2 separate regions of the Homo sapiens genome follow, and region 2 is linked to region 1. A link is an interaction called in ENCODE POLR2A ChIA-PET data of the cell type or tissue named here. Cell type or tissue: HepG2. All regions are shown on one strand. Links, peaks and the distances in the headings refer to the core of each region. The heading gives the core; the rest is flanking DNA.

What was found. Peaks named below come from ENCODE experiments on the same cell type or tissue, not always from the same donor. Only the 100,000 strongest peaks of a DNase experiment are listed, where the experiment ranks them.
Region 2: POLR2A ChIA-PET joins it to region 1 with 11 read pairs; 3 of 35 experiments call an interaction of 5 or more read pairs at or near these places.

The regions. Positions count from the first base shown.
Region 1 is chr3:124,630,595-124,641,329 of GRCh38, forward strand. KALRN (kalirin RhoGEF kinase) reads left to right here. Exons shown (of 60, transcript NM_001388419.1): 35 at 1,826-2,109; 36 at 3,258-3,359; 37 at 6,614-6,709. Among named protein-coding and RNA genes, the nearest start is that of UMPS, 94 kb to the right of the region's middle. RefSeq lists enhancers at 4,226-4,727, 7,576-8,170. In HepG2, for the core only: a CTCF peak has its summit at 5,669; DNase peaks (open chromatin) are centred at 4,437, 4,787, 5,317 and 6,377; H3K4me3 peaks cover 583 bases.
Region 2 is chr3:124,684,845-124,695,579 of GRCh38, forward strand. It overlaps KALRN (kalirin RhoGEF kinase), which reads left to right. Exons shown (of 60, transcript NM_001388419.1): 52 at 8,960-8,987; 53 at 9,488-9,659. Among named protein-coding and RNA genes, the nearest start is that of UMPS, 40 kb to the right of the region's middle. In HepG2, for the core only: a CTCF peak has its summit at 4,179 (motif pointing left); DNase peaks (open chromatin) are centred at 4,197 and 5,657.

The DNA of each region.
Region 1 (10,735 bases), core at 1,543-9,542:
TCTGCAGTTCAGATTTCACCTTGCCCCTATGAGCTGTATGTCCTTAAGCAAGTTAACTCTTTAAGTCTGCAGTTTCTTCTTCTGTAAAATGAGGATAATGACAGAACCTACCTCATAGAGTTATACGGAGAATGAAATGATAGTCCACATAAAATGTTTAGGCTATTGCAAGCATATACGATTGAAAATAGTCAATATATGGCATACAGCTTACAAACAATATGCTGAGATTTAAAAAACAAAACAAAACAAAACAAACTCTTGTTCTCCAATCACTGTGCCTTTAAAACAGTACAAGAATTCTCTATACTCTGTCTTGTTTCTCACACCCATGCTCTTGCATCCTCTCTAATTAGGCCATGGCCCCCTCCATTCCACTACAGCTGCTTTTTTCAAAGTCACCAATGATCTCCATGTTGCTCAGTTTTAAGACTTAATTCTTAGGTCAACTCTCCTGACCTATCAGGCAGCATTTGACACGCCGATTTCTCCCTTTGTAAGACATTTTCCACGTGCAGCCTCCAGAACACCCCACCCTCCTGGTTTTACTCCTACCTCACTGGCTACTTTCTTGTCCTCTCGTCTTCCTGCTTCTGGCTTAGTCTTTGGACTTTGTCTTTATCCATACCCATGCCTCTCGCTGATCTCACCCAGCTTCATGGCTTCCAACCCCATCTCTCCTCTGACAACTCTGCAATTATCTCCAGCTCACCAGCACTTTCTCCCCTGAGCTCCAGACTTGAAGGCAAGCTGCTATTCAATTTCTCCACTCAGGTATCTAATGGGCATCTCAAAGATGTCTAAACCTAAACTCCTATATTTCCTCCCTGAGTCCTGTTCCTCCTATATTCTTCCACATCTCAGGAACCCCATCCTAACCTCAGACCCAAAACCTGAGATACCCTTGACTCTTTTTTCATATCCCATACACACATAGTCTGTCAGCAATTCATATTGGCCCTTCCAGCAAAACATCTCCAGAATCTGATCACTTCTAACAACCACTAGGACCACCCTACTTCTAAACCACCAACATCCCTCACCTGGAATAGTGCAGTGGCCTCCCAACCAGTTTCCCTATTTCCACTTGCCCTCAATATAGAAACCAGAATGACCTTTAAAAATATAAGCCAGATTGAATCACTCTGGCTCAGAATCTTCCAGTGGGTTTTCACTCCAGGTAAAAGCCAGAGGCATAGCACTGGCTTACCACATGCTTGTTGACCCAGCTCCCAGTAGCTTTTCTGACTTCCTTTCTTACTGATCCCCCCGGCTTACTCCACCAAGGCCACCCCAGGCCTTGCCTTGGGACCTTTGTGTTTGCTCTTCCGCCCAGAAGGCCCTTCGCCAGATGGCGTCACCACCACTAGGCCTTGGCTCACATGTCATGTCATGAGACTGGCCCTGATCACCTCTTCAATCTGCACCCCCTTTTCCAACCCCAGCACTCCCTAATCCCTTCCCGTACTTTGTGTTTTGATGTAGCACTTCTCACCACCTGTCATACTTTTCATTTTGCTTATTTTATTTTTATAGTCTATTATATGTGTTTCCCACCAGAATGTAAACTCCGCGAAGGCAGGAGTTTCTGTCTTCTGCCCACTCCTGTATCCATAGTACCGGGAATGGTGCTTCATACTTTAAAAATTGAGTGAGCGTTTGCCTTTCTTACTGTTGTTGAGAGGGTTCTCTGGACTGGGGTCTACAGCTGGCCTGGACATTCTGCCTTGTGTCCTAGCTTCCTGAGGATGGAGCTGTCTCAGTCCCAGGTTTGCGGCCTGCCTTCACCACCTCTGACATGGCTGTGTCTGTCCGTTTTCCTCAGATGCATACTCTCATTCCTCAAGCGAGAATGGAGGCAAGTCCGAGTCCGTGGCCAACCTGCAGGCCCAGCCCTCCCTGAACTCCATCCACAGTTCCCCGGGTCCCAAGCGCTCCACCAACACTCTTAAGAAGTGGCTGACGAGTCCTGTGCGTCGGCTTAACAGCGGGAAGGCAGATGGAAACATCAAAAAGCAGAAGAAAGTTCGCGATGGTCGGAAGAGCTTTGACCTGGGATCTCCCAAGCCTGGGGATGAAACAACCCCTCAGGGAGACAGCGCTGATGAGGTACTTACAGGGGGCCCTGGAGTTGTCCATCAGGAGGGCCTTCTGACATGTCTCCTTCCTCAGGTTTTGTCAACTAGGCCATCTCAAATCTCCATTAGTGTGTTACCTTGAGCCTAAGTGATTTGGATTCTTTTTATTCTTAAGACATTGGCCAGTTTGATTTGTGGCTGATTCAGAAGCTGACTAGCCCCTAAGACTTCCAGCAGACAGAAACCATTTGCCAGATTTGGAGATAGGACCTGGGCCTGAGGGGAGTCATTTGGTCATTAGTTCCCTACCTCTACTAAGGACTACATTAAAACCAGCTAGACCTGTTTAGATTTAGAATAAAAGAATGAAGATTGTTTCATTTTGAAAACAGGACTGTGCTGGGAGATTGTAGCTGTTTTCAAGTCTCTTGAGCAGTGCCACACATCAAAAGGAATAGATCATCCAGAGTTACTCCAGATAACTATGATGAACAGATGAAGATTACAATAGGCAGGGTTTCCGCTCAAAGAAAAAGTTTAATCTAGGAGTCAGTCAGTGATTAAATGGGCCTTCATGAAAACTAATGAACGCCCATACTGGAAGGTTTGAGAGACTGTAGCCAAAGTTAGGCTGGATGAAGCTGAGATTCTGTAACCAAAAGACAGTGGATATGTTTTGGTTGGGGAAATGAGATACCTGTTTTATTTGGCACACAATCCTGCTCTAATCACTGATGTGGCTAAGAAATTCTTTGTGATGTGTAACTGGACCCCCTCTTGTTGTGATTTTATGCTACCTGCCATTTCTCCCTCTGGAAATGGCAGCTAAGCCTGGCGGCATTTGGGCTATGGTTTCATAGCCCTACAAAAATGTAAAAGTTAGGCTCTCTCTGACTACTTCCAGCTTTTTCTTTTCTTGCTAATCGATAAGATAGATAGTTTCTGGTTTTGCTTCTTTTTGGGGGTGTGTGTGTGTGTGTGTGTGTTCCCCACTGGTGCTCACTCTCATTTGAAATAAGCAGGTGTATCCATGTATCAAAAGAGGAAATTGCGACTGAACAGTTAAGAGTGAGTTGAGAGAGGAACTCTCCTCCTATGTATTATTTTTGTTAATGTCAAGTCCAGAACCACTGGCATGTTTGTGACACAGTAACTAATGCTGCTCTTTTGTTCTAGAAGAGCAAGAAAGGTTGGGGTGAAGATGAGCCGGATGAAGAGTCACACACACCCCTCCCACCACCTATGAAGATTTTTGACAACGACCCTACACAGGATGAAATGGTAGAACTTCTTTACTTGCTCACTTAAAAGAGCAACGTGCCGTGCGTGATTTTGTTTTTTGTGTGTGATGGGGGTAGTCATACTCTTTCTCCCATGTTATCTCGTCGTCCACATGAATCCATGTTGATACCAATTGTGTCTCTATTTGGTAGGTGTCCCTTCCCCAACCCTGGAGGTCCAACTTCATTCTAGGCAGTGGAGGGGGTGTGTGCAGAATTCTCAAAGTGGGAATCTGCCTGGTGTCTTGTCCTGTTGATAAAGGGTAATGGCTCTGTCTTTGGAAGCAGCACATCCTAAAAGGAGCAATTCCAGGTAGTTCCAGTCCACAACCATTTTGTCGTACCTGACTGTACAACCTGCATGTTAGTTGTTTTCCCTATAGTCAACTCTAAACTCTAACTAATGGTAGCTACCAGTCAAGCCCAGTGTTGGTCAAATTTTGCAATGACGGTATGAGGAATGAAGATGCTGCTAAGGGGAAGTTATTGTCAAAGGTGGGCAAACTTAATATGCGAAATTGCCTGACTTTGCTTTGCAAGATTCCCCGGCCCGCTGGCATGCATAGGCTCACTGGTATTTGAAATATCGATGCCCCCTGTGTCTCCAGTCACCCGGTGATCATCCCAGTTGTTCTGGAGCAGAAGCGTAGGTTAGACGTGCTTCCAGGTACTGACCCGAGGCTTGGGGCAGCTTTATGTTCTCCCTCACTTGTCACTCAGTCTCCTTGCAGCTCTGCTTTCACATCACCTTTTTTTTTCTGCCTTAAGTGTTGCTGATTCTCTTAGACTCTGGACGTGGAAGCGGCAGGTTTGGGTTTTGACTGTATGGCACTTTCCATTTGCTTTTTCAAGTGCTGTTTTGTTGCAGTGGTGGTAGTGGATGTGGCAGCTTGTCTACCTGTCCCTCCAGGCTCTCCTGTGCTCTCTAGTGCTCTGCCCTGTAGTGGGACAGCCTCCTGCGGGTGTGTCCTTTCTGGTGACATCTCAGTTCTTATTTTAATTCTCTCTGCTTTGCATTTGAATTGTTAACCCACAGACATTAACTGAAGTCTTCCTCTGTGCTAGGCCGGAAGGACAAAGTCTAGGGACTCTGAGATGTGGCAGCTGCCCCCATGATGTGACTCACCTAGTCGTGGCCCCTCCTAGGTGATGTTGGTGGCCCTGTCTTCAGGGCCAGCTCTTTGACTCTGGATTATTGGGAAGAGACATAGTAGGAAGGCTGGTGTTATACCATCCTGGGTTCCTGAGACAGAAGTGCTGGTGCTTCACCTTGAGATGGAAATGAGACCTGCCTACTTGTAATGTATTTTATAAACAGCGATCATGGCCTAAGGAGTAGGGTGCCCATGTCTCACACAGCCCTCTGTGCAAGGGCCCCACTTGCATAAGGTCACCACCTTCTCTCTCTAATTCCCTCAAACACAGCTTGTTTACAGAAATGGATGTTACATTGTTTCTGGATAATTTTTAACCCAGAATTCTGACTTACCTTTATTTGTGTAGCCTTTTCCTTATGCAGAAATGGGGCAGATGGCAACAGTCTCCTTTCAGATACATGAACTCTCCTTATTCCTGCTTGTTTGATTTCTGTATGTTTTTTATAAATGTTTGGGAGTGGGATGAACTTCAGAGCATCTAGCAAATGGAGTTGGATGTATTAAAACAATTTTTACAACACTGTCAAAGGAATTTTTAAAAGTTCACCGTTGTAATATTGTGCAATTGTCTTCTCCTTGTTTCCTTCTAATCTTTTTCTTATGTGTGTACGTTTTACTTTTACAATTATAATATGCATATGTTGTGTCCAATGTTTTATTTACTACCATTTCCTAAAATTGCATGAATTTTTTTCTTCCTAGCTGTAATTTTAATAGCTGGAGAAAATTTTGCTTATTTGCTGTTCCATAATGTGTTTGATCAGCCTGTTGGGGACATCCTAACAGGGTGTTTCCATTGTTTGCTACTATGGCTAATACTACTACATACAGATCACTGTGTATATACAGCATTTGTTCTTTTGACTTCTGTCCTTGGAATAAATTCCCAGGAGTAGGATTACTAGATTAAAAAGAGGATAGCTTGATTTTCCACATGGACGTAAGCTTTTTCCTGCAGTCCCCAAGAGAGGAAAAAGAATATTGTTATATCTTCCTTAATTATAATTATTTTCCTCCCATCTCAGAAGCAAAGACTTAATAAAGTAACTTAGATTAGATGAGAAGCTTCATTTTTGAAACTTTCTCTCTAACCCAAGGGGCAAACTTGAAGGAGCCTATGTCCTGGCCTTGGGAACACCACTGCCCCCTGCTCTGATAAGCTGGAAGTAAAAGCACACACAAACGGTGCAGGGTTAACTATTTCTCCCCCAGTTTCTTCTCAGGTAGAAGAAGGAAGAAAAAGCCAAACAAAAAACCACCATCCTTCAGTGAGCAGGAAGCCCCAAACCATTGACCACACAAACAACCACATGGACAACTCCTCACTGCTGGTGCAGGGGAAAAGGGACACAGGGAGGTCCTGGAGTCGTCTCTCTTTACTATGAACAGGGTAGTTCCTAGCTGCTTCAGGACTCCTGCTAAAGCCTTTTATTACTTCCTAGTGTTCCAGTTCAGGGGCCTTACCAGAGCCAGCTATGCTTTGTGGAGGGGTAAGGGTGTATGTGTGTCAGGGGCAGAGCGGGAGAGGAAGACAGAGGGAGAGAATATAGGAAGGGAGTATCTAGCTTGCTGGTCTCTAAGGGTCCTGCCCCTAGCATTTTTGCTGGACACATAATAAAGATCTATATCTAAGGCTGTAGTAAAGCAAGGACTGTTTCCCTTTTTTGGACACACTCAAGGCTGGGTTTGTTGAATCCTTCACACCCCAAAACAGCAACGGGCAGCTGTGTAGTGGCCAAAGTCTCGTTTGCCCACAGAGCAGTAGCCCCCGCCCTCCAAGCTGTTGCTGTCAGTAGGTACAACACTAGTCTGTAGGCCTCCCAGGAAGTCAGTGATTTCTCCTCTCCCCTCCTTCATAGGCTTGCCTAAGGATAGCCTAGTACCATCCATTTGCTGCTGGCTAGAATTCCTAATAAGGGGTTGGGCAGGCCTGTATGTATTACACCCACACTCTTCTCCCTCTGTCACCTCTTCCGTCTAAACACAGAACTTTGCTTCCCTTCCCTGGCTTGAGCTTTGGACTTTCTGTTTTATTTCCTGATCACTGTTCCTTATTCTTTGCTAATCTGCTTTTCCTCTGCTGCCCGATGTCTTGCAGTCCTCCTCTTTGCTAGCAGCCCGGCAGGCTTCCACTGAAGTACCTACTGCTGCAGACCTTGTCAATGCAATAGAAAAGTTGGTCAAAAACAAGCTGGTAAGTGGGGGTCCTGGAGGCAGTTCTGTGTGTGTCTCACCTTCACACTGCTCCAGGCTTGCATCTGTCTGCCGTTTTCTCCTTTGCACCTGTCCTCATTCTTCCTATGTGATTGCAGCTAATGATGGTTTCTAAAAAGCTGTACCCCAGAGTCCTTTTTGACTTTGTTTGGGAATGGGTATAGGGAATTAATACATCATTTGGGGGCTGCAGTGTTGATGAAAGTTGAAAACTATTCAAGACAAACTCACCTCATTGCAAGCCTGATCCAGCGGCCCACAGGCAAGTGGCATTCAGTCAGTGATTGATATGTATTTGGTTAGCCCAGAAGCTAGTACACCGCGATGCTGAGACCCAGAACACACTGATTGGATATTTGACAGCACTAGGAAATTTTATGGGGACTTGGGTAGCCTTCCAGCGTGCAAAGTCTTTCAAAAGTAGACTGCTGATTATAAAGGGGAATGGGCAAAAGTGTGTGGATACCTCACCACAATAAATTAAGAGAGTCAGTGCCTAGCCCTACAATGGGGGGAAAAACTGAACATAAGCCACTGGCAGCCTGTCTAGCCTGTGACTGTCTCATGGACCCATCAGCCCGTTGGAGGGATAGGTGATGAGTCTGAGCAGGTTTGGGGTTTTGGCATAATGCTGGTGAAAGGGCCCCTTTTTGGATAGCTCATTAGGATGGAGCTGTTCCTCCACTCTCCTGTTTTTACATTTAAGTGTATCACCACAGGATGACAATTGGAAGCATTTTCCTTTCTTTCACTCTCATCCATATCACCCATTTAGCTTTTCCTGCAATTCTCATTAGGATAAATGTCTGTGCTTCTGCCAGACTTCTATTGGGCAGTCTTATTAATCACTTGGCCCAGGAGCTAGAGGAAAATGATGGATGCTCTCTATGGAAAGCTACCTAATAATTTTGACTATAGTAACTCCCTTTTCAGATATCCCAGCATATACTATATGAATGAGGTTTAATACATATGAGTTTATTCTTTTCCTGCTAAATTTTCCTTTCTAATTAAAAAAAAAAAAACAAAAACCTGCTGTTTTCAGTACCTAGTGTCAAACTCCTGAAAATCGTCTATTTTCCTGCCATCTTTCCTTTTCCTACCAGCAGGAGTTAAGTACTCTTCTGGGCACTACATTGACTTTCAAAGACCCCTCTCTGACTGCTTCTCACTTGCTCTCCCTCTCCACACCAACCTATATACCCTCTTCATTCTACAAATGCTGTATTTAATTTTTTTCTTAAAGTCATCCTTTTTCTTTCTTTTTTGCATTTTTTCTTTTACCATCTGAGCATGGGCCCTGAATTCATTCCTGGAGTATTGCAGTAGCCATTGCCTGCCTTTTCTCTGCTAAGTCTGCCTTCACACCCAATTGGTCTTCTGTAAACACTGCTTATTGCCTCCCTCTTGGCTACATAAGCAGTGGTCTCCAATGGGGGGGTGCCCTCAGGTACATAAGACAACTTACTGGGGTATGGGAAGAAAATATTAGAGCCTCTTTATATCATTTTAAAATGGTTTTGTGTGTGTTTTCTTATGTATATAATGATAGTACAGTAGCATAAATATAGAATTTATAAACAAGTTACATGTTTGGGGGTACACGAGCAAAATTATTTTCAGTGACAGAGATATATAATCAAAGTTTGGGAATCACTGGCCTATACATAAAGTCCACACTTACCTAATATTCTGATATTTTTGTAGCCTGTTCTCCAACCTACCTTTCCACCATCTAGTTATTTATTTGGTTGTTGAACTCTGTTCCAAACAAATTGTTTTCTTTGCTATCCTCGAACTCACACTTGGCTTTCTTCCCTCCAAGTTTTTGTTCATATGGCCCCATTTCTCTGGAATGTTCTCCCTCTTATGTTTGCTTATCTAGAGCATAGTGGTCATTCAGGGTCCTACTCAGATCTCCTCCTCTACAAGGGCTTCTCTGACCAGCCCAGGCCAAATTTCCATTATAATCCCATGGTAATTACTAAAGCCACATACTGCCTGGGACAGCTCTTAAGCAGCTCTGTGGTGTAATTTGTTAAAATATCGTAATGATTTCATTTGCGTTTTACCTCCCTAGCTAGATGGTAAGTCATTTAGGATATTATTATTTTTTGCTCTATTAGTATAAAAAAGTCTTTTACACTTAGTGGGTTTTTCATGAACACTTGTTTCCAGAGTCTATTTTTATATTTTGGATTACCTTTTTGCCCACTACTACTGCTAAGCTTTGCACTGCTGACAGTCTCCAGACCACTAATTTGTGTGATCGATGGTGTTAAACATGTAAGCAAAGACATAGAAAAGTCCCATCACAGCAAATTTTCTAGAGAAGAGGGGATGTGGGATGGCATTGGTGTTGATTGGCTTTATTATAGGCTCTCAATAAATGTCTGTTGAATGAATGTCCTTTCTGTGGTGAGTGTGCCATAATGAAGGATATAACTTCTTCCAGCAATAACTACTCTTGAGGACCTACAGTAAGCCCAGAATTAGAGCTATCTTTGGCTTAACATGTAAAACCAAGCTCACGTCACAGAAAGGAAAGAGGAAGCCGTGGTTTGGTTTCTTAGAATCTTCCTACCAAAATTTGATTCTTGGTCCTTTCCACCACTTTCTCTTTCTCCCCTTCCCACATGTGGTAGCAATGTAACAATACTAGGTTGAGAATATCTCAGCCATGCTTGGGAGCACTAAGTTGCATTTTCACCTTCGAGACTCTTAGTCCTATTCCTTATCAGTTCTTCCGCTTAGAAGAAGAAAAGATTCAGAGCTCATAAAAGCTCTGGAGTATTTATTTGACTAAGTACAACTGTGTGATAGCTGCGAAGATAGTGAGTATTATCACAGGCTTGGTTAATGAAAGTACAATGTACAGATCAAAAGAAGCAATAGTATTCAAAGGTATTCAAACCATACACATCATGAGCTGTGTGTGACTAATGCATTCGATTCTTTCTTTCTTTTTTTTTTTTTTTTTTGAGACAGAGTCTCACTCTGTCGCCCAGGCTGGAGTGCAGCGGCATGATCTCGGTTCTCTGCAACCTCCACCTCCCAGGTTCAAGTGATTCTCATGCCTCAGCCTCCTGAGTAGCTGGGATTGCAGGCACACCACCATGCCTGGCTAATTTTTGTATTTTTAGTAGACACAGGGTTTCACCATGTTGGCCAGGCTGGTCTCAAACTCCTAACCACAGTAATCCACCCACCTCAGCCTCCCAAAATGCTGGGATTACAGTCATGAGCCACCACGCCCAGCCAATGCATTCTATTATTCTATTCTAAATGCAACCTTCTACAATGTTCTTGAACAAACTGGAGGGGCCCAGAGGAGGTAACCAAACCATGTGGTCCATGTAATTTGAAGGAAAGTTGAGGAAACCAAGGTTAACTATGGGGAGAAGTTAGGAGAAGACACATGAGAGCTGTCTTCTAGTAATTGAAGCACTGCCATGGGAATGAGGTTGCAAAGAGCAACTAACTCTTTATTACCCCAGAGGGCAGAATCTAGACCTGTGGGTGGGAGTTTTCTTCGTTCCATATGAGGAAGAACTAATAAAGTTCTTTCCACTTTACAGAGTTCAATTCCATCTTACAGGAGCATCTGGTATTCTTGGACTTTACTGAGTCCTTAAAGTCTTTCCGCTTTATTGGTTGCTCAAGCCGCGGCACGGAATTCTGCTTTAGAATTCGTTTGGCTCCCTGGCTCCACCCAAAGGCCATGAGATCCCCCATGTTCCTATCTCCCAGAGCTGCCCCTGGTGCTTTATGGTCACTTGGTCATTTGTTATACCAAAGCTTCTGCCTCGGTGAGTTAGGATCTCTGCTGCACAAGACCTACTGTTAAGGAACAAAAACAGGGTTTATCTGCAGTGCAGATAAAACTCCCGAAGAGTCACCACCCACCCATGAGTCCTTCTGGACATTAATGGGCCCTTCTGTGGTCTTGCTATCAGCCTTGGTCTTTAATTCGTGCTTTTGTTTATTAAGAAAGATGCTCACCCAT
Region 2 (10,735 bases), core at 1,793-9,792, 54 kb after region 1:
GCCAGAGCTGGTACTTTTTTCCTTCCTCAAACCTACAGTTCCCTGGCCCGCCTTTCATGTCCTCAGATCTGAAGAGCCAGCCTACTCCCCGCACCCCACTCCCCGCCAACTACCACATCAGCTACTCTGGCCTCCTTATCCTAGAGCTTCAAAATAACCCGGCCAGACGGATTGAAGGAAACTTTTACACCCCCAGCCAGGTGACCAACCTCCTGGCATCCCCAGTGTGTGTCCACTGATGCCTGGTTCCGCATTTTATAAAAAGAATTTTTTCATGAAAAGAACCCTTTGGATGAAAAGAAAGTGAAGCATCACATTCCTGTCGTTTTATTTTTGCAAAATATTTTCTTTGTAATATATCTGAAGGGTGTGGCTTGAAGACTTCCTGCCTGGCTTTGTTCTGACTCTCCATGCAGACCGATTTATATTCCGCCACCAAGAGAAGGGAGCTGAGCTTAGTGGCTGCTTCCCTCTCCTGGGAGAATTTTAAGAAGATCGTCCACAGCAGATTCACATCTATTATGCTTTTTGTTCCTTGCAATTGCCCTGTGAAGTAAGTAGGGTAGAGTTTCTCACCCTCCTGGGGGAAACATGTTCAGGGAGGTCAAGGTCATACAGCTAATAAAAAGAGCAAGTCTTGATGGTGGTGCTTTGAGAGACCAAACTTAGCATGTGCTGTAGAGGAAGTCTACTCGTATGGCTCAAGTACTTTCTTAACAAGGGTCAGGCTCAGGCCCTCTTTTGCTGCACATCTGTTTTAGGAGGAGAATTTCTTCAACAACTTTTCAAATCTCTTGACTATTGGGATAATTACTTGGCCTCACCCACGCCCTTTCTCAATGACTCAAGAGCCCAGCCAGAGCAACCAAGAAAGGAAGTCCAATTACATGAGTTGGAAATGTCTGAACTGGTTTCTCAGGTCAACATAGTCACTCAGCACGCCCTGTCATGCATGTTCCATCGCACCCTCACCCTAGACTGGGGGCCTAACCCGTTTCGTTTACGTTGTACACTAATGAGATTACAAGGTACCATTGACCCAGAAGTTCCTCTAAGAGCCTGCTATTGAAGAAGCAAAGACCATCACCCCCCAACCCCACCCCCATGCTGTCAAAGTTCACTCAGCGTGAGTTCCTAGTCAGTTCAATTTCACACAATTTGATTAACACAAGGCATTGCAGTGATTATTATGGAGGACTAACGAACAATGTAAGATTGGTTCCCATGCTTAAGGCTTAAGAAGCATAAGAAGGAGGCAGGTATAAATAAATGCCCATGTTACACAGCAAACTTTAAAACCTGCTCTAACAGTCATGGTGAGGGACTGATTAATCCTGCCTGGAGCCATTTATTCATTCTGTGGATATTTATGCACCCACTCAGGCACTGGGCTCACAATAATAGTAGCTACTACTTAGCAGTCTTTCCTGTGTAACTGGCTCTGTGCTGAGCTCCCAACAACATCATCACATAGGTACTATTCGCGTTATTCCCACTTTATAGATGAGAAAACTGGAGCACAGTGAGGTTAAGTGACTTTCCCAGGACTGTGTATTCTTAGGTAGCCTGTCTCCCAGGGAGCCTATGAGTGTGGTCATTGATTCACTGGGCAGCAGTGTGTGGGTTGGATGAACTAATAGGATGTGGGCAGTCTTAGAGAAGGCAGAGGGTGAGGAGAGAGCATGAACAAAAGCCCTGAGGTGGGAGGTGCCTGGCACATGCTGAGCAGGTATATGGTCTGAGTACCTGGGGTTAGTTATGTAGGAAGAGCTGTAGGAGATAAAGCCTGGCAGATGGGTTGAGACCAGACAGACAACAAAGGCATGGAAGGACCTGCTAGGAAGCCAGGACTTGATCCATGGACTCCAAGGAACAGCAGTAGGTTTTAAGCAGTCCATATGATTCGTCCTGTGCTTTAGGAAGGTAACCAGCATCTATGCAAACACTGGTGAGATTTTTTTTTTTTTTTTTTTTTTTTTTTTTTTTTTGAGACAGGGTCTTTCTCTGTCATCCAGGCTAGAGTGCAGTGGCATGATCTCGGCTCACTGCAGCACTAACCTCCCAGGCTCAAGTGACCCTCCCACCCTCAGCCTCCTGAATATCTGGGACTACAGGCACGTGCCACCATGGCCAGCTAATTTTTAAATTTTTTTAGAAGTGGGTTCTCCCGATGTTGTTCAGGCTGGTCTTGAATTCCTGGCCTCCAGTGATCCTCGTGCCTCAGCCTCCCAAAGTGCTGGGATTATAGGCATGAGCCATGGCACTGGGTCCTCAGAACAAATGTTAATCTGTTACATAGCTCCGAAGACTCTGGGAAGTTTAGGGGATTGGGGCATAATCAGGGCATAATCAGGGCCAAATCATTAAGGGATAAGACTCCAAAACACTCATACATAAAGGCATTATCCAAAGTCAAGGTCATGGCTAGGTTGGAAATGTGATTTATAAAGAAGAAGCTGTAACTCCACCACTGCATCCTCCTCAGCCCCCCACCTCCAGTCCCTTCCTAACTGACTCCTAGGCTGCCAGGAGCAGCTGGAGACCAGTGCATACACAGCAACGCACCCCCATTTTGGTCCTTTGCAACCAACTATCTTGTGAGATGGGTGATAGATGCTTTCATTATTCTGTTAAAAGCCATATTTTCATCCTTTTTATTTTTGACAGCACACTAAATGTTCTCTAACCAAAATATTGAGGGGTAAAGGGGGATATTTGGACTAGAAATATCCATAAAACAATCAATGTACTTGACACATGGACACATATAGAGACCTGTACCCCCAAATTAATGATTATACATTTTTTGGAAAACCATATGGAATTTTTTTACAAAAATTGACCATGTGTGCTACTTACAAAGCAAACCTCAACAAAAAACAAGGAATCAGTATCATACAGACCAAGTCCTCCAAGCACAATGCAATTAAGTTAGAAATCATCAACAAAAATATCCTTTTTAAAAATCTCACATCTTTGGAAATGTAAAAACATACTCATTACAACTGGGTAAAAGAAAAAAATCATAGTTGAAGAAAAACACTTAGAACTAAATGATAACGAAAATACTTGGGAGTAAGGAACTAGTTGAAAGAGACAAGTCTATCGCTGCTTGGGATTATGTTGCATTTACATTTTTTAAAATTACAGCTTGTCTTATGCTCATTTAGAAATGAGCAGAGGAGGCTGTGTGTGGTGGCTCATACCTGTAATCCCAGCACATTGGGCGGGCACAGGTGGGAGGATTACTTGAGGCCCAGAGTTCAAGACCAGCTGGGCAACATGGCGAGACCCCATCTCTATAAAGAATAGAAAAAATTAGTTGGATGTGGCTGTGTTCACCTGTAGTCGCAGCTCCTCAGGGAGTCTGGGGCAGGAGGATCACATGAGCCTAGGAACTTGCAGCTGCAGTGAGTGGTGATCATGCCACTGCACTCCAGCATGAGCAACAGCGTGAGACCCTGTCAAAAAAAAAAAAAAAAAAGAGCAGAGGTAGGAATATTTTCTAAAACTTTAGAAATTCGAGTCCAGTTTGGCCAGATTGAAAACACGAAGGGTTAAACCTTCAAACCCTACTATTATACCTAAATTCTTAAAAATTGTTTTTCTTATATCTTTATTTTATTGCTAGATCTCATCATCTAAAATTCCTTTCCTGCCTACTCTGAATACAGGTTCATATGAAACAAGTGTAAAAGGAATAGAAAAAGGAAAAATATAGAAATATATTCTGGGCAGCTGTCAGTTGGGTTTAGGGTATTTGGTTTATGTTTATTTGAGCGTTTTTATTCCTTCAGTGTTCTCAATACGTAGTTTTGAGCTCTGTTTTGTGACTGTGATAAGGAATTTGGGAAAAATGGGAGTGGAGGTCTTTTTCTTCTGGAGTCAGTTAACAACTCATTTTCTAGACAGAATTTCACCCTCACTCTTAAGTCTTAGAGTCAGTCAGACATTGGCTGACAAGGAAAATAGACGCCAAGATTTCCTCAAAGCTCAGCTTATGGTAGTCAGTGCTGGTTAATATTACCTGTAACTCTTTCCTCTTACCTGACTGCCCTGCCATTTTGAAGAAAAAACGATAAAATTATTGGATTTCTCTCCAGAAGGAAACTAAGTTGCTGATGGATCACATTGTGGTGGTTCTTGTTCTCGCCTGGGAGGAAGCGCTGCCACCTGCTGCCCTCTGCTGGTCAAATAAAACCAGCTTTAGGAACCTGTAGTTCTTTCCCACGGTGTCTACACCAGCCCTGTCCTCCCGGACTTGGCCCAGCATTCTCTTGTGCTGTTTCACAGAGAGAGAACATGTGCATTTTATGTGAACAATGTCATCTTTCCTCCACGACCACTATTTCGTCTATGTTTTCTTTTTTTTATTTTTTTGAAACAGGGTCTCACTCTGTTGCCCAGGCAACAGTTGCCCAGTACAGTGGCACTTTCTTGGCTTGCCACAGCCTCAACTTCCTGGACTCAGGCAATCCTCCCACCTCAGCTTCCCGAGTAGCTGTGCACCACCACACCTAGCTCATTTGTTTTTATTTTTTAGTAAAGATGAGGTCTCATTATGTTGCCCAGGCTGGTCTTGAACTAAGCTCAAGTGATCCTCCTGCCTCAGCCTCCCAAAGTACTGGGATTACAGGCGTGAGCAACCATACCCAGCCCACAACCACTATTTTGGATTCCAGCTCTCTCCTCCTTCCCATCTATCATTTTACATTGACTCCAACCTGTTTCTAAGGAAGGAAAACATTATATTTCAAGAAAAATGTGCAGCTTATATAAAGCCCTCAGGATCCTGCACACACCAGCAATGACCACTAGACAAGGTGGTCAGGAAGCCTAATTTCTAGTCTACTAATTGGGTGACTTCAGTTAATTTCATTCAACAAATATTTGATTTTTCTGCTATGTGCAAGACTCATAGCAAAAAAAAATATGACTGATGGTTCATAGCAAAAAAAATTTATGACTGATGGTGCATAAAACACGGGAAAGGGTTACTACCTTCAAAAGGTTCACAAGTCTGGTAGGGCAAATACAGTTCAGTAAGACGTTATGGTACTTAGCAGTTCATGGTCAGAGACTTAGAGGTACCTACAGCCCCTAGAAGAGTGCAGAGGAGGAAGATCACTATTGGCTACATCTCAGACATTGACTGACTGATTAGATTCCTGAGCAAGTTCATGGCAGGACATTTTCTCAGCTCTCCTCCCCAAAATTAGGATCCCACCACTTAAGCTTTTCATTGATTTGACAAATATCAACAGAGCACATATGTGCCAGGTATCATGCTAAGCTTGGAGGCAATACTAGCGAACAATATGGCCCATTAGAATTCAAAAAAAGAGAAAATAAAAAATTTAAGAATATAAATAAAAAGTAATAATAAATAAAACAATATGGTCCTTGTCCTCATGGGCCCTGCAGTCCATAGGGAGCCACAGACAAATATATCGGTAATTAGTCTACTGTGTGAGAAGGGTGTTCTCCTCCAGTTCGTACTCTGATTTGCTTCAAAGAAGAAAGAGAAAAAATGAGGGAGGAATCTTCTATGACCGTAGTCCAGAGTCAAAGTTAGAAAAAAAACATTAGTGTGGACCTTGCCCAGGCTCTTGGTCCTTGCTGGAGGATTTTAAATTAAAGGACTGAGTAGAGATAGGATAGATAGAGAGGTGGAGAGCAAAGATAAGCAGGTAGGCCTTTGATGTCAATGACAAAGTTTCACAATGCTTTTCCTAAGACCCTCCCACTTTGCTGAATGCTATGATGGAACGAGCACTGGAATAAAATTCAAGAGCTCTCGGAGCCAGTCCTCTGTCACTGTGATCTTAACACTTCACTTCCCTATCTCACCTAGGAAATGGGGATACATAACATTTGCTCTGCACTTCCTCCAGGGTTTTGGAGGAGCACATGAAGGAGTTTGTGAGTAGCTTATGCGAACTTCAAGTAATCCGCCCGCCTGGGCCTCCCAAAGTGCTGGGATTACAGGTGTGAGCCACCATGCCCAAACAAAAGCAAATATTCCTAATTTGAGTGTAGTCCTTAGCAGAGACACTGGAAAGAAAGATTGCGAATAAGACTTAATTACTGGTTCATAAGTTCTTGGAAGGTCTGAAATGAAGTCAAAGGTCAAATATGTATTCACCAACATTTATTAAATACCCTTTATGTGACAGACCCTTGGGCTAGGGCCCTGAGGTACAAAGGTGAGTGACAAATACTTCCTGTCTTTGAAGAGCTTATAGTCTAATAGGTTCGACCGTGCTGTATTTTTCCTTCAAAAATAATTATTAAGAAAGTGAGTCCGGGCGTGGTGGTTCATGCCTGTAATCTCAGCACTTTGGGAGGCCGAGGCAGGCGGATCACCTGAGGTCAGGAGTTCAAGACCAGCCTGACCAACGTGGCGAGACCCCGTCTCTACTAAAAATACAGAATTAGCTGGGCATGGTGGCGCATGCCTGTAATCCCAGCTACTCGGGAGGCTGAGGCAGGGGAATCACTTGAACCGGGGAGGCGGAATTTGCGGTGAGCTGAGATCACACCATTGTACTCCAGCCCGGGCAAGAAGAGTGAAACTCCGTCTCAAAATAAATAAATAAATTAAATAAAGAAAGCGAAACATGCTGATTGCAGAATATTTGGGAAGCCCACATAAGAAAAGAAAGGAAACAACAGTCACCCCAAATCAAGATGCTTTATAAATCCCAAGGGTAGAGCCTATGTCTTAGTATTTCTCTACCCACAAAACTGTACTTAGAGAGTATGACAAGGTCAGTTAATGTTTTTTGAATGGGGACAAAGCCACCCTTAAACCTACCACCCTGAGATAACCACTGTTAACATTTAGAAAATATTCTTAGCCTTCTTTTCTTTGACTGTCAAATGACTGACTGGGATGCCATTCTCCCTGCCTTATCCAAACCAGGAAGAGAAATGTTTGGCCTCTTTAGTGCCCCCCTACAGGTGATGCAGTGCTGCTCGTGGTTGATTTAATAGTTTGAGTGGAGCAACCCTTTACATCCTTCCCCATGCCATGCCTCGAAACCTTTTCACACAGAGAACTCTTTTAGGTGTGGGAAATGCAGTAGGTTCTACCAGATGTTCTCATCCACTCCCCCATCCCACCCCAGAAAAGCCTCCGGGGCAGGAAGTTGGTTTATCCAAGATCAGTTCCCTGGAATAGAGGGGGACTTTCATCAGGTTCATTAAACAAGGCTGCATGTTGATTCGCTTTAGAGAGTTAAAAAAAATCCCAATGCCCAGGCCCCACCTCACACCAATTAAAACAGAATCTCTAGGCATGAGGCCCAGGCATTAGCCTCTCGTGTTTTTAAGGCTGCCCAGGTCAGGCGTTGAGAACCACTGATTTAAAGATAGGCTAAGCAGAGGTGTAAGTGGTCTTTTGAGACTAGCAGAGGGCATTGCAATGGCCAGAGTTGGGGCACTCAGCCCAGAACTTGGCTTCACAAGGGTTTTCTGCAGCCCACTTTTTAGAAAACCTGGGTGGTATAAGCAGGCACTTGATTTGCAAAGGGGAACGCAAAGAAGGAAATAATGTCTTTCTTCCAAAGGGTTTATATGGATTCCTCTATAAGGGAAGAACACACAGAAACCATGCATGTTCACAAAGATATGCATACATACAGGGAAATAAGTGCAGAGGCCCCAGTTGGGCTATTTTGTAAGGCTTGTGAGTTTTCTGGCTTCATGATAAAGGAAAGAAGAATTTTGCCAAATAAGCTATTAAAGGTAAGCCACTTTAATAACAGTCTGCTTAGCAGAAGGAAGATGATTAAAATGAGATCATCTTTATTTAAATAGGTATTGAGTACCTGTTATTTGCCGGGCATTGTGCTAAGCACTTGATGTACAAGATTTTATTTAATCTTTGTGATAACACTTTACACTAGGTATTATTTATCCCCATATTATAGTGGAACATCAGTTATTACGTAATTAACATACAATCACATTAAACAAAACAGATGACCTCAGCCTATCTCCAAAGTCCGTGCTTTTTTAAAACAATGCCAGGCTGTACAATCTGGACATGGATGATTAGTGGTAATACAAAAGATGGGGGGAAAAGTGACCATCTCCTCAAGAAGATGTAGCTTTCCAGAATGGCTAGTTGGCTAAAATGTTTTCCCTACTGTGAAATCTCCAGGGTGTCCTGAGGCAGGCAGCATGGTATATACCAAGAGCCCTATCAGTTCCTCCCTTGAACCAGCCTTGTGACCAGAGTTAGTCGGCTTAGTCACTTAGTATTCATTTTCTCACCTATGAAGTGGAAAGGGTTGGAATGGTTGGGTCAGTGGCTTCAAGTTGCCCCATGCAGGCCTGGGCTATAGGAGATCATGCTTGAGAAAGAAGAGACAGACGACTTCTCTTATTCCCCTTCATCCAGAGAAGCTCTGTTGTTTAGCTGCTTGAAGAGTCGTTTCCCCTGCGTGGGGATGAGTAAAGGGTAAAGGGAGGACATTTGGAAGGAATCCACTGTATTAGTGAATTTCAATGACCCTTCCAGTTTGATAGGTCTCAGGTCCTCTATTTTTGAGTTTATGATGCTAGGAAGAATCAGTGCCACCACACTGCTTGTGTGCATAATGACCAAGAGAGTGGGTTTTCTGCCTGTGAAGGGAAGAAAAGCAACTGAGAAGAGGGAGGACAGAAAGACCTCTGCTAGCAGAGCTCCAAGTTACAATAAACCTGCCTGGGGCCGCACGCTGCCAGGCAGGAATGTGAACAACTGAATTAGACAGAGTAAACCAAGTGCCAATTGTTGCTAAAGAGAGGTTTTACTAATGTGACAGTAATACAGTCACAACACAGTGGGAAGTTGGGCTCCAGGCCTCATCTCCCTAAATTGTACTTTCTTTTTACTCAATACGGTGAAGTCCCTTGTTCTCTTTTAGTAGTTTAGGATTCAAGCAATTTTCTGTGTCTTTTTGTTTTTCAGATCTTAAATCCAAATTTCATCCAAGAAGGTGAGTTAAAAAGCATTAGAATTGGAAACATGGGGATTGGTTAAATAAATTATAGTTAATCCAGCACTAAAGCACTGGCTGTAAGCAATGGTGATATAGTTCTGTATCAATGGACAAGGAAAGAGGTTTATGATAAATTATTAGATGAAAAAGACTAAAGCTTGCGATATGTATAATGGGATCCAAGTTTTATAAGAAGTCTGTTTATATAAAGCCCAAAAGGGTATATACCAGAATGCCTACAGTAATTATCTCTGGATTATGACATTATGGAGCTTTTCTTTCTTTCTGTTTATATTTCCTATTTTTTTCTATAATAAACAGTTATCTCTTTTAAACACTTTTTAAAGAGACCCAGATGACTCACCAGTGTTATACTGAAGGTTATTTGAATCATTACATGACATGGGTGGGAAATGAGAGAGGTGTGTTAAAACAAAATGGCCATTTTATTCTAAATTTGCTCTGAATGATGTTAATGTATGTTGATTTGATCACAGTGGCCCCAGAATTCCTTGTGCCCTTGGTGGATGTGACCTGCTTGCTTGGGGACACAGTGATACTGCAGTGCAAAGTCTGTGGGCGGCCAAAGCCCACCATCACTTGGAAGGGTCCAGACCAGAACATCCTTGACACTGATAACAGCTCAGCCACATACACGGTCTCCTCTTGGTAAGCCGATTGCCCTAACATCAGCAACAGCAGCCCCTTGCTTGACACAGCACTGAGAGGCTGAATCTGGGGTGCAACTTCTGCTCTGGTGACTGGGCTCTGCAAGAGAATAGCTGCCCTGGAGCCTGTTCTTGGGCAAACACTTGGACTTGATTAGAGAGAGACTGAGGAGACTCAAGTGTTAGTCAGAGCCTCTGCCACTCACGCTGCAGCCTGATGGACACCTGCAGCAGCACCAGCACACATTTCCCACGGTGCTCAGCACCACGTAGACATACCTGGGATCAACAGAATGGTTTGTAAAGACTGTGCTCCAGACCCACATTAAACAAATAGGGAAAAACATAAACCTTTATATCTCAAGTCAAGCATGCACCATACTTATGAAGAGTTTTTACAGTCACTGCCTTACATTCACCCTGGTAGATGATCTTTCCCTACAGATCCCCAAGTGAATCTCTAAGTCAGAAGATTTAGACTTCTGATTTAAGTGGCGAAGGCTCCAGACCTGTAGTAAAAATGTAATCCTCACATCTGGACATCCTGACATTTTTTGTGCCTTTCAGGTTGCTGTGAAACAGTGAGATGTTTAATTCCTCACCTAAGAACAGTGTTATTAGAAAAAGAAACGACTAATTCTAAAATGTGCAATAGAAAATCAAGCCGCAAGGATGCTTCTACACACAGAGTCCATTTAACAAAACTTAGCTGACTGCCTCCCAATCATTGTGTCAGCATTTATTGTTACTAACTATGAATTGGACTGTGTACTGTTGCTTACAGTGGACAAGTGGTAGCAAGCCCTAGATGCTTGAGAAACATTAGTGGAAGAAGCACCTAGAATCAAGAAACTTTCATTCATTGACTTAATTTGTGTGTATGGGAAAAAGAAGAAGACCATCATTCCTTGGTATTCCCAGCAGAGACCATAAAGAGGCCAGGTCATAAAATATCAGTGGGTCCAAGAAGCCTAGTGTGAGACGCAGTGGTTGGTGAGGATCATGAAAAGCGCCAGGGGATATCATAACCCTAGGGAAGGGGCAGAGCTGACTGTGACTTCTGTATTTCAGAGCAGT